Linked DNA regions of Homo sapiens: region 1 is linked to region 2. Evidence: chromatin contacts called from ENCODE Hi-C or POLR2A ChIA-PET data. All regions are on one chromosome and are shown on one strand. The core of a region is the stretch at or near the end of the contact, and the rest is flanking DNA. Distances in the headings are between cores, read along the strand shown. Region 1 holds the start of CCNJL (cyclin J like). Region 2 has its middle 45 kb from the start of FABP6-AS1.

Region 1 (5,326 bases), core at 67-2,566, 150 kb after region 2:
CCCTCAGCCTCCCTGTTTTGTAGCCTCTTTCAATTATACAGGTGTTCCTTAAATTTCATTCGGTCCCATTCTAGATATACACATAGATACACGTATTTGGCCATAACCATGTATTCCCTGTACTACCACTTATCTTTATATAGAGTTACTACTTTTACTTAAATTTGTTTTAAAATAAACTGCGACATCATTATTACAATAAATGGAAAATCGCAAACGCAGAGCTTGCTAGATACATACACATTCTTAAATTACACATTAGAATGAATACACAATATTTTTTAAAGACCCCTTCACGTACGGTTTAAAATAACCTAGGGTGGCAATACTATAGGAAACACTGCCTTAGAGGTACAGTGGCTGTCTCTGACTAGTTGGCCCAGAGTTCTGAGCTCCTTATCAGAAAAACCAACTTCAATCTCTCCCATCTCCAGTCTCTAACCCCCGCCCCCCAATTCCGCTCAGACACTCCGGGAGAAGGTAAAGGGTAAGAGGAAAAAAAGGCACCCGGGAGTTCTGAGTTCCCACGCAGGCGACCTGAGAACACGAAGTCGAGACCGAAGGAGACTGTACCCAGTCTTGAGAGTGACAAGGGCAGGGAGGGACTGACCTTCTCGCGCAGGGTGCAGTGGACGTCCGAGGCGACGCGCCCTTCCCACCACGGCTCATCCATCATCGCGTACGCAGCGCCGCTATCCGAGGCTACCCGGCTCTCAGGGCGCACCCTGCGTGGACACGGGCAACTTCAGCGGCCAGAGCGTACCCCGGGCTCCGACCCCCGGTGTCCCTATCCTCTCTCGCCCCTGGCCCCGGGCCCCGGCGGGCGCCCCCTCCTGCGCCGCTCAGAGGAGCTGGAGGTCGCCTCTGGTCCGCGGAAGGCTGCGGTGCCCCCTCCCCTCTGCTCGCCGGACACGGGGCGATATGGAGCTGTGCAACAACTTGCAGAATTTTTATCTTCCCTTTTGCAAAAGTTGCAGAGAAAGTTGTCAACTCCGCTAGCTCGCTCGAGGCTGGGGCTCTGGCGGCGGCCACAGGCTCGCCGTCCCCAACTCCTCCCCCGCCGCCCAGCCTTTGTCCTGCTCCCACATCCTGCCCTCGAGCCGGGGCGAAACTCACGCATCCTCTCTGGGCGTGGGGGGCTGCGAGCGCCGGGCCCCTCCCAGTGCCGAGCCAGCCGTGCCCTCTGGTGCCTGCCGGCGGTTGGACCCTCGTCCGAGGCGCTCCGCACTCCCGACGGCCGCCTCCGCAGCCCGACTAGCCCCCGCCGTCGCCGCGCCCCTGCGTGCGCTCGGGTCCCGCCGCGGCTCGCAGGCTCCCGGCCGCCGGGGGCCTCCCTCCCTCGCTGGGGGAATTGGGGGCCGGGCCTCGCGCATGCGCTGCCGGCGCCCCCGCGCCCCGCGGGGCGGGGGGCTGGGAATTGGAGCCTTTCTTTGCCAGCTCTGGCTCCGCTTCCTGCCCGCCCTCCTCCCTCGCTTCGGCGGAAAGCTTCTCTCTCACCTTCGCTGAGGCTAGTGGTAGCCTTCTGGGCACCCCTCCGGCTTGCGCAGGGAGCAAAGGGACCGCGGCGCCACCTGCGCGCACCACGCGTGAAACGTGCGGACAGGACGCCCCCAGAAAGTTCTGCCTTCCGCGCGCACTGCTCTAGCCATCCTTACGTCGGTTCCACCTGTTTTTCTTTCTCTCTCTCTTTTTTTTTTTTTCCTGTTTTTGTTTTTTGTTTGTTCTCCTCTTCTTTGAAACCCGCCCTGCCATGGGGAGGTAGATTTCCAAACGGACAATTCCAGTGAAAGCTGCAGAAAAACCACCCTTGTTCACCCACGAGTCCCTAATTCTAAAGGAGCCTAAGTCACTGGTATTATTGTGCTCCTGCAGAATATGAACTATGCCTCACATTGGAGGAAAACCAGTCTTTTTTTGCCGGGTCCGGTGGATGGAAAACATTGTCTTTTTAATTCAATTGCTTGCTTTTGGAAAGTCATCCTTTTGAGTCAGCCCATCTGATGGCATAGCATTGGGCTATCCTTCTTGGCTGATTGATTTTTGTGATAGTTTTGGAGATTCACAAATTTGGAATCAAATCCACTTACCAACTGGGTGATTTTTGTCAAGTTCCTCAAACTCAGAGCCTCGTGTGTAAAATGGAAATAAAAGTTAAACCAACCTGCTGAAAATTAAAGGAGATAATGCGTGTAAAGGGATAATCACTACACCAGGTATTAAGTGAACACTCAGTAAACAACTGTGACTGAAGAGCCTTTAGTTTCTGACTGCTTTCCTGCACATAAAGACACACCTGGGAAAAAAAAATTAAATCAGCTTTGATAAGCTTCAATTGGACCTTGAAGAGCAGTTTTAATGTAAAACAAACGAACCATTTTAAAAGTGTAAGATACCTAAAAATAAACTGAATAAATGTGCAGGCTCTTAATGAAGACATTACAAAGGTTGAAACATAATAAAGAAGGCTTGAAGGAATAGAGGCACAAACACCAACTTAACCCAAATTACTCTATTTAATAAAATTTTAATGGTTGTGGGTAGATTGGAGGAGGGGGCACTTAACATGTTTTCTAACCTTCAAATGGGAGAATATCTGCGAGAAAAGCTAAGAAATTTATATTTTAAAAATGGGGGGATGGCGGGGCGCGGTGGCTCACGCCTGTAATCCCAACACTTTGGGAGGCCAAGGGCAGGCAGATCACCTGAGGTCAGGAGTTTGAGACCAAACTGGCTAACATGGTGAAACCCTGTTTCTACTAAAAATACAAAAAATTAGCCGAGTGTGGTGGTGCACGCCTGTAATCCCAGCTACTTGGTAGGCTGAGGCAGGAGAGTCACTTGCATCTGGGAGGCGGAGGTTGCAGTGAGCCGAGATCGTGCCACTGCACTCCAGCTTGGGCAACAAGAGTGAAACTCCGTCTCAACAAACAAACGAACAAAAAAACTGGGGGGACAGACCTGTATTATCAAATCTTAAAGCATATTGCAACACTATAGTTAAAACAGTGTAGTGTTCACACAAGAATGGATGGATTAAGCATCAGTGGAATAACTGAAAGTCTAGGAAAATTTAATATATTTAAAAATTCACTGTATGATAAATGTGGCATTTCACTTTGTTGGGACAAGTATAAACGGCTAAATTATTTAATAAATTAGGTTGGGGGAAAAAAGTAAAACTAAGGACTTGTTTAAATATCACCAAAATAAATATAAGAACTCAGAGAACTACAAACAAGCAAATCACAAGAGGATAAGAAGAAAACATACACGAATTATACGGAGGGGAAGGCCTAGATACTAAGACATGGGAAGAAACCAAAGGCAAGGTGAGTAGACAAATTTGAATAAATATGCAGGATCTAGATACATCAATTATCATTGCCAAAAAGGCAAACGACAAATTTGAGAAAATATTTTTAACAAATGTGACAAAAGGTTGATGCTACTTTCTAGACCTCTGATAAATCGGTATGTAAAACATTAACACCCTACGTGCAGAAATGGATGCAAGACATGAGTAGGTATGCCGTCAGAGAAGGAATTCATATGGATAGATGTTATTTTTAAAATGCTCATACTCCCTAGCATGCAAATTAAAAGCTTTTTTTAAAAAAACAGTGGGGTACTTTTTTGTTAAGGAATTTTGGTCAATCCACAGTGTTGTTGGGAATATAAATTAAGACCATCTTTCTGAAAGACAACATAAATCAAAACATTTTAAACTGTATTATTTGATCCAACTCTTCCACCTGTAGAAATTTATTCTTTTAAAAAAAGCAGATTTATTTCAAAGGTGTTTCATCAAAAATGCTTTTTCATCATAGTGAACCATTAGAACAGGGAACTGGTTTAATAATTATTTGTCTCTTAAAAGCATTTTTTAAAGGATGCATGATGAATTGGAGAAAATGTTTATAATTTATTAAATAAAAAGGATAAACTGGGCTGGGCACGGTGGCTCATGCCTGTAATCCTAGCACACTGGCAGGCTGAGGTGGGAGAATTGCATGAGGCCAGGAGTTCAAGACCAGCTTGGGCAACATAGCAAGATCCCGCCCCCGCCCCCCAACACACACACACACACACACACACACACACACACACACACTAGCCAGGTGTGGTGGTATACACCTGTAGTCTTAGCTGCTCAGAAAGCTGAAATAGAAGAATCACTTGAGCACCAAAGGTTGAGGCAGCAGTGAGCCGTGATTGTGCCACTGCACTCCAGCCTGGGCAACAGAGCGAGACACTGCCTCTGAAAACAAAAACAAAAACAAGAGAAAGAATAAGCTGTCTTTAAGGGGATGAATAAAAACAAAAAAAGATTAGAGTACGATCCCAGTTAAACTACATTCATGCACACACACATATGCAAAAATATTAACTGTGTAATCAGAGTGGTAGGATTATGGTAAATTTTAATTTACCTTTTTTCCTAATATTTCTGTATTTTCTAAATTTTCAACAAGAAATATGCATTATTTCATAACCAGAAAAAAAGAGTGAATGTTACTTTAAAATAATCACATGACATATCAATATGTACTAGAGGGTTCTTCCATTCAACAACAATGAACAGCATTGTTGTTTTGTTTTGTTTTTCATAGCAGTATTATTTATTTCCCAGTCTTTCTATGCTGGGTACATTGAAAGAAGACAGGCCTTTATTATTCACTAATATGTACTGCCCTTTTCCTAAACTTCAGCTATCAATTATCAGGAGTTTGGATAACTAAGAGGGAAAGCAGAAGCTTTGGGCTTTTCTCCAGGGGTATTTCAGTAGGATTCTAAGCATACTCATTCCACACCCCTTTGTGTATCATTCTCCAGAGTCCCTCATTTTCTCAGTATTTCTGAAGAGTAAATATACATTGCACCAATAAACAGATGGTTTTGTGCTGAGTCACTGTCCACAGGTGCCCTTAGCAGAGAAGGCTTCCTGTGCCGGGCAGCAGGAAGTACCAATGCAACTGGAATCACTTCTCCCATCCACCCCCAACCAAGACAAGAAGAAGCATTCATTAAGCCATTCAAAAACTAAACTTTCATTAAGTGCTTACCATGAGTCAGTTACCATCCCTCCACCCTCAACCTCTGAAGCTCACAGGTTGGGAACAACAGATTTAGAGCAAGTGCATTCTACTTATCTTCAGCTTTCTTATATATCCCTAAAAAAAAAAAAATCTGCCCTTTTCAATCTTCCTTAGAGGACAAATTGGTCTAATATTTTCACTGTGATATTATCAACTGCCCAGTTTGCACTGAACTTTCCTTTTGCTTTTCATATGATACAAACTCTCAAACATGGAAAAATGTACACGTT
Region 2 (5,562 bases), core at 1,555-4,054:
GGCTCACTGCGACCTCCGTCTCCTGGGTTGAAGCGATTTTCCTGCCTCAGCCTCCCAAGTAGCTGGAATTACAGACACCCGCCATGACGCCCAGCTAATTTTCATATTTTTGTAGAGATGGGGTTTCACCATGTTGGCCAGGCTGCTGTTGAACTCCTGACCTCATGATCTGCCCGCCTCAGCCTCCCAAAGTGCTAGGATTACAGGCGTGAGTCACTGTGCCAGCCCTTTTTTTTTTTTTTTTTTTTTTTTTTTTTTTTTTTTGAGACAGAATCTTGCTCTGTTGCCCAGGCTGGAGTGCAGTGGCACCATCTCAGCTCACTGCAACCTCCGCCTCCTGCGTTCAAGCAGTTCTACTGTCTCACCCTCCCAAGTAGCTGAGACTACAGGTACACACCACTATGCCCAGCTAATTTTTGTATTTTTAGTAGAGACGGGGTTTCACCATATTGGTCAGGCTGGTCTTGAACTCCTGACCTCAGGTGGTTCACCCACCTCAGTCTCCCAACGTGCTGGGATTACAGGCGTGAGCTGCCATGCCCGGCTGGCTCCCTCTTTTTAAAATTTTTTTAGAGATGGGATCTCACTATGTTGCCCAGGCAGGACTCGAACTTCTGGGCTCCGGCAACCCTCTCATCTTAGCCTTCTGAGTAGCTGGGACTACAGGCATGTGCCACCAAGCCTGGCTAACTTCCCCCTTAAAGTGAGAGGCATGGAGATGACGGTGATGTTGCTTCTGAAAAGATGTCTTCATTTATGCTGAGAGCAGGTGTGGATGGAGGGAACCCCAAACCCCCTTTACATCCCCTTTTTTCTGACTCAGCCCAGCCTTGGCCAAGGGACTGGATATACCTTTCTGGGCCTAGATGAGTCCTACTGCAAACTAGCAGGCGGTTGATGAGATTGGGGTTACAAATGCAAATGCTTACACTGGGGTCATGCCAATAATAGAAACGTCTAGGAATATTCATTTCCTCTATAAACACGTAGGTTCTCTTCTGATTTCCTTGAAACATGCCACACTCTCAGTCTCGTTTCCTATTTCTGATGAATCCGTAGAGGCAGACTATCTAAAGTAATTAAAAAAAAAATGCAAGAGTGAAGGAAAATGATGGCGGGGCGTGGTGGCTCACACCTGTAATCCCAGCACTTTGGGAGGCCAAGGCAGGTGGATCACTTAAGGTCAGGAGTTTGAGACCAGCCTGGCCAACATGGTGAAACCCCATCTCTATTAAAAATACAAAAATTAGCCAGGCATGATGGCATGTACCTGTAATCCCAGATACTCAGGAGGCTGAGGCAAGAGAATCACTTGAACCTGGGAAGCCGAGGTTGCAGCAGGCTGAGATTGCCCCACTGTACTCCAGCCTGGGTGACAGAGCAAGACTGAGTCTCAAAAAAAAAAAAAAAAAAGGAGTGAAGGAAAATGACAACTGGCACTTGGTCTCAGTGGAGGGGAATAAGAGGGGCCTGCTGACTGTCTATGGGGAACATGTAGGATGCCCACTCTGTCTTTAGGGCAACTGGCACTCAGCATATGCTGATTGGTGCCATGTGGACATGGATGCCCAATGTTAGCAGATCTCACACACTTTCTAGAGAAATTGAACACATCAATTTTTATTTGAAATTTCCCGATTATTAAAACTTTGGCTCAAATTTTTCTTAAAAAGTAGGAGGGCCAAGTACAACGTATTCTGGACTGTGAGCTGCCAGCCTGCCATCTCCAGATTAGGTGGGTTTTTTGTTTGTTTGTGTTGTTTTGTTTTGTTTTTGAGACAGAGTCTCCATCTGTAGCCCAGGCTGGAGTGCAGTGGCGAGATCTAGGCTCACTGCAACCTCTGCCTCCCGGGTTCAAGCAATTCTCTGCCTCAGTCTCCCGAGTACCTGGTATTACAGGCACCTACCACCATGCCTGGCTAATTTTTTGCATTTTTAGTAGAGATGGGGTTTCACCATCTTGGCCAGGCTGGTCTTAATCTCCTGACGTCGTGGTCTACCCACCTCAGCCTCCCAAAGCGCTGGGATTACAGGTGTAAGCCACCGTGTCCGGGCTTTTTTTTTTTTCTTTTCTTTTGAGACAGGGTCTCCTCTGTCACTCAGGCTGGAGTGCACTAGTGCGATAATGACTTACTGTAGCCTCAACCTCCCAGGCTCAGGTGATCCTCCTGCCTCAGCTTCTTGAGTAGCTGGGACCACAAGTCTGTGCCACCTGGCCTGGCTAATTTTTTAAAAAATTATCTGTAGAGGCAGGGTCTCCCTATGTTGCCCAGGCATACCTTGAGCTTGTGGGCTCAAGCGATCCGCCCACCTCAGCCTCCCAAAAGGCTGGCATTACAGACGTGAGCCACTGAGCTATCCCAGATTAGGTGTTTTTAAAGCTGTCTTTCTGCTGGAATGTTCTATGGAGAGAGCAGTGAACAGGGAAGGAGGAAAAGAAGAAGGGATAGCAGGAGTCACTGGGGAATCTCTTTGAGACCCAGTTGCGGGGAGAGGAAGAAGGTCTGGCCTTTCTACTCAGTAAGGCTCTGTTTAGGTTAACCCTTCTTTTCCTCTTGCTGCTGGCTCTCACTTGGGAGAAACGTAATGGCCCAAGCCTTAAGAGTGTCTGAGCAGATCTGAACTGCATGCTCCAGTGTGTTGCTGGAGAGGCGTGGCTGTGGCTCTGGTGGAAGGTGAGAGGGGAGACCACTATCCTAGTCTAGAAGAGGCCTGAGGCCTCGGCCTCCAAGAGGACCGCTCTCTGTGCCCTGGCCTGCTGCTATCCCTGGAGGAGCCCCGGATGTCCTTCCGACTGGGCCTGTGTGTCAGGGAGAGAGAATGTAGTCTGTGGTCAGTGTGGCTGGCAGCCAGCCTGGCAGATGGCCAGAACCCAGAGCTCGCTGGGAAGGAGCATAAACAAGGCGCCTGGTGGGCAGCTGTGACCCAGAATCTTCCAGCAGAAGAGCAGTGAGGAAGGAGGGGGGAATGCCAGGGGGACCCTCGCCCCGATTCCCCAGGCTGCCCAGCACTCAGGCATCAGTCAGGGACAGCATGGGGCTCCCTGAGGCACCGGGCAAGCAGCTGCCACAGAAAGAACTGGAGGAGCCCACTTTGAAGGGGTCTCCTGAGACTCTGTGATCCCATGACTCTGTGATTCAGCTTTTCTTACACTGTAGAGTCACTCTGTACAGAGGACATCTGTGGTTTTCCCTTGCCGAGCATCCACTCTGCTCCTTCTGTTAGCAGCACCCTAGTTATCCTCCGGGAAACCACCCCGCCTCCACTCAGTCCATGCGGTTTGGGTGAGGCTGACTTTGCTTTTCCACCCTCCCAGCTTGAGGGTGGGCATGTGTGCCCGGCCTGGCCAATCAGCAGACTTCTTCTTCTGCTGGATCCAGTGAAACCCAATCCAAGGGATTTTGCTGGAACTCTTGGGAAAAGTAAAATTGACAGCAATTGGCTTGATGCATATCTGGAGGTGCTGGGGGCCATCTGGTCCTGACATGGGAGGAGCTTGCCAGAGAATGAAGCCATCACAGAGAAAGACAGCATAGAGAGGGAGGGAGAGGACAACAGATTGATTAATTGACATGTGTAAGAGACAGAAAAATAACTGAGACTTGATGAAATGGTTTGAGCTCCTAGATCCAGCTTTAAATGATGTAGTTGGTATCTAATCCCTGGACTTTTCAGTGAAGGGGTCTAGAATATGCTGCCATGGCATAAAAATTATTATGAGCAGAAGGGATTTGAGTTCCTGAAATCTTTGATCTGCCTAAAAGTAGAGCCTCCCAAAAGAACTCAATTATAAATCCCCTCCCAGAGCAATCAGGGAAGATTGACTGTTATCTCTGAAGGCTAGAAGTCACCACACCTAAACAGACTGTCACAAAATTATCATATCTCCCATCTATTCTCCTAAGGGCCCATCTCTCTTTCCTAAAAGTCACGTGTTCCTGTAAGTGCCCTTCTCCCTTTTCCTTCCTCTATTAAGATGGTATATAAACTCCCAATTCTAATGCCTTCCTGAGTCACATTTTTGTGTGAATTCCTTTAAGGATAAGATTAAATGATTAAATCCGTCTCTTCTCATGCTAATCTGTCTTTTGTCAGTTTAATTTGCAGGCCCCCAGTCATTATCCTAACAAGGTAGAGGAAAACTTTTCCCTGCCCCGTCTCCACCTGCTCATCTAAGCTTCCATGACTCCAACATTCTACACAAGTCTATGATTTACCTAAGAACTAAATTCTACTTCATTTTCTTCAAGGCAGAAAGAAGCCAGCAAAGAACCTGGGGCCCTTTAAAACCCACCCTGATTGCTTGGAATTGGAGGGATTTGCCAATGAAATCTCAAGGATCCTGGCTGCATTTCTGCCCTGTCAGCACCCCCGGTGTTATCGGAAAAGGGGGTCCTGATACAGAACTCAAGAGAGGGTTCTTGGACCTCACACAACAAAGAGTTTGGGGAGAGTCCATAAAGTGAAAGCAAGTTTATTAAGGAAATAAAGGAATAAAAGAACGGCTACTCCATAGGCAGAGCAGCAGCTTGGGCTGCTGGACTAAGGATACTTATTGCTTGATTATATGCTAAACAGGGGGTGAATTATTCATGATTTTTCAGGAAAGGGGTGGGCAATTTCCGGAGCTGAGGGTTCCCCCTCTTTTAGACCATATAGGGTAACTTCCTGATGTTGCCGTGGCATTTGTAAACTGTCGTGGCACTGGTGGGAGTGTCTTTTAGCATGCTACTGCATTGTAATTAGTGTATAATGAGTGGTGAGGATGACCAGAGGTCACTTTCATGACCATCTTGGTTTTGTTGAGTTTTGGCCGGTGTCTTTACTGCAACCTGTTTTATCAGCAAGGTCTTTTATGACCTGTATCTTGTGCCGACCTCCTATCTCATCAACGCGTGACTAAGGATGCCTTAACTTTTTGGGAATGCAGCCCAGTAGGTCTCAGCATTATTTTACTCAGCTCCTGTTCAAGATGGAGTCGCTCTGGTTTGAATGCCTCTGACAACAGCATATACCCTAGGGAAACTTGATTTCTAGAGCACAAACCCGCAAAGAGAATGCCATGGGTCCTAGTAGTGTCCTTCATTCATCTGTCAATTCAATGCAAATGTATGGAACACCAACTGTTTTCAAAGATGAAGTTCTTATCCTCAGAGATCTTAGATTTTGGTGAGGAAAACAGACCAGTAAAAAAAATTTCATCAGAAAGTGATTAGTGCTATATTAGAGGTAAGTACCGAGAAGCAGCCTGTAGACCAGGGGGAGGCAGTAGGCATGACATAGGTGCTTCATGAAAGAAGTGACCTTTGAGCTGAATTCCACAGGATGAGGAGTCAGGCAGGAGAGAGGGTAGAAGAAGAGCTTTCCGGGCAAGCAAAGGAGCAATATGAGGTGCCAAATCCAAGGGATGGGAGAGGCTGTGGCTTGTAAGAGGAATTAGCTGGGGTAGAGTTGGTGTGGGTAGAGATTCCCTATTAGGGAACAGGGTGGCTGGCATGCTGTTTGACAAGCTGGTTTTGATGAGGGCTGCTTCCTACATGTAAGAACATACAGACAGCAAGC

What was found. A loop is a pair of places that touch in the nucleus more often than their neighbours do. ChIA-PET counts read pairs that join two places held with the same protein, here RNA polymerase II (POLR2A). Pooled maps may share reads with other maps.
Region 1: a loop to region 2 is called in a pooled map, with 2.5 times the contacts of the local background. The contact joins the promoter of CCNJL here to the enhancer-like site in region 2. A Hi-C loop is called at or near these places in 2 of 50 pooled maps. POLR2A ChIA-PET finds 5 or more read pairs at or near these places in 9 of 52 experiments (AG04450, GM12878, H1 and 6 more).

Annotation. Positions count from the first base shown.
Region 1 is chr5:160,311,248-160,316,573 of GRCh38, forward strand. It overlaps CCNJL (cyclin J like), which reads right to left and starts at 1,317. Exons shown (of 6, transcript NM_001308173.3): 1 at 1,117-1,317; 2 at 611-725. The coding sequence starts at 676. RefSeq lists silencers at 1,246-1,365, 1,476-1,535.
Region 2 is chr5:160,162,492-160,168,053 of GRCh38, forward strand. No RefSeq gene overlaps it. Among named protein-coding and RNA genes, the nearest start is that of FABP6-AS1, 45 kb to the right of the region's middle. RefSeq lists enhancers at 63-717, 2,399-2,998, 3,251-3,545, 4,200-4,800 and a silencer at 3,251-3,545. Within about 2 kb of position 2,805, at least 32 of the 41 ENCODE cell types and tissues checked have a DNase peak (open chromatin) inside an H3K27ac peak, as active enhancers do; they include PC-9 and endothelial cell of umbilical vein, where a contact is called at or near this core.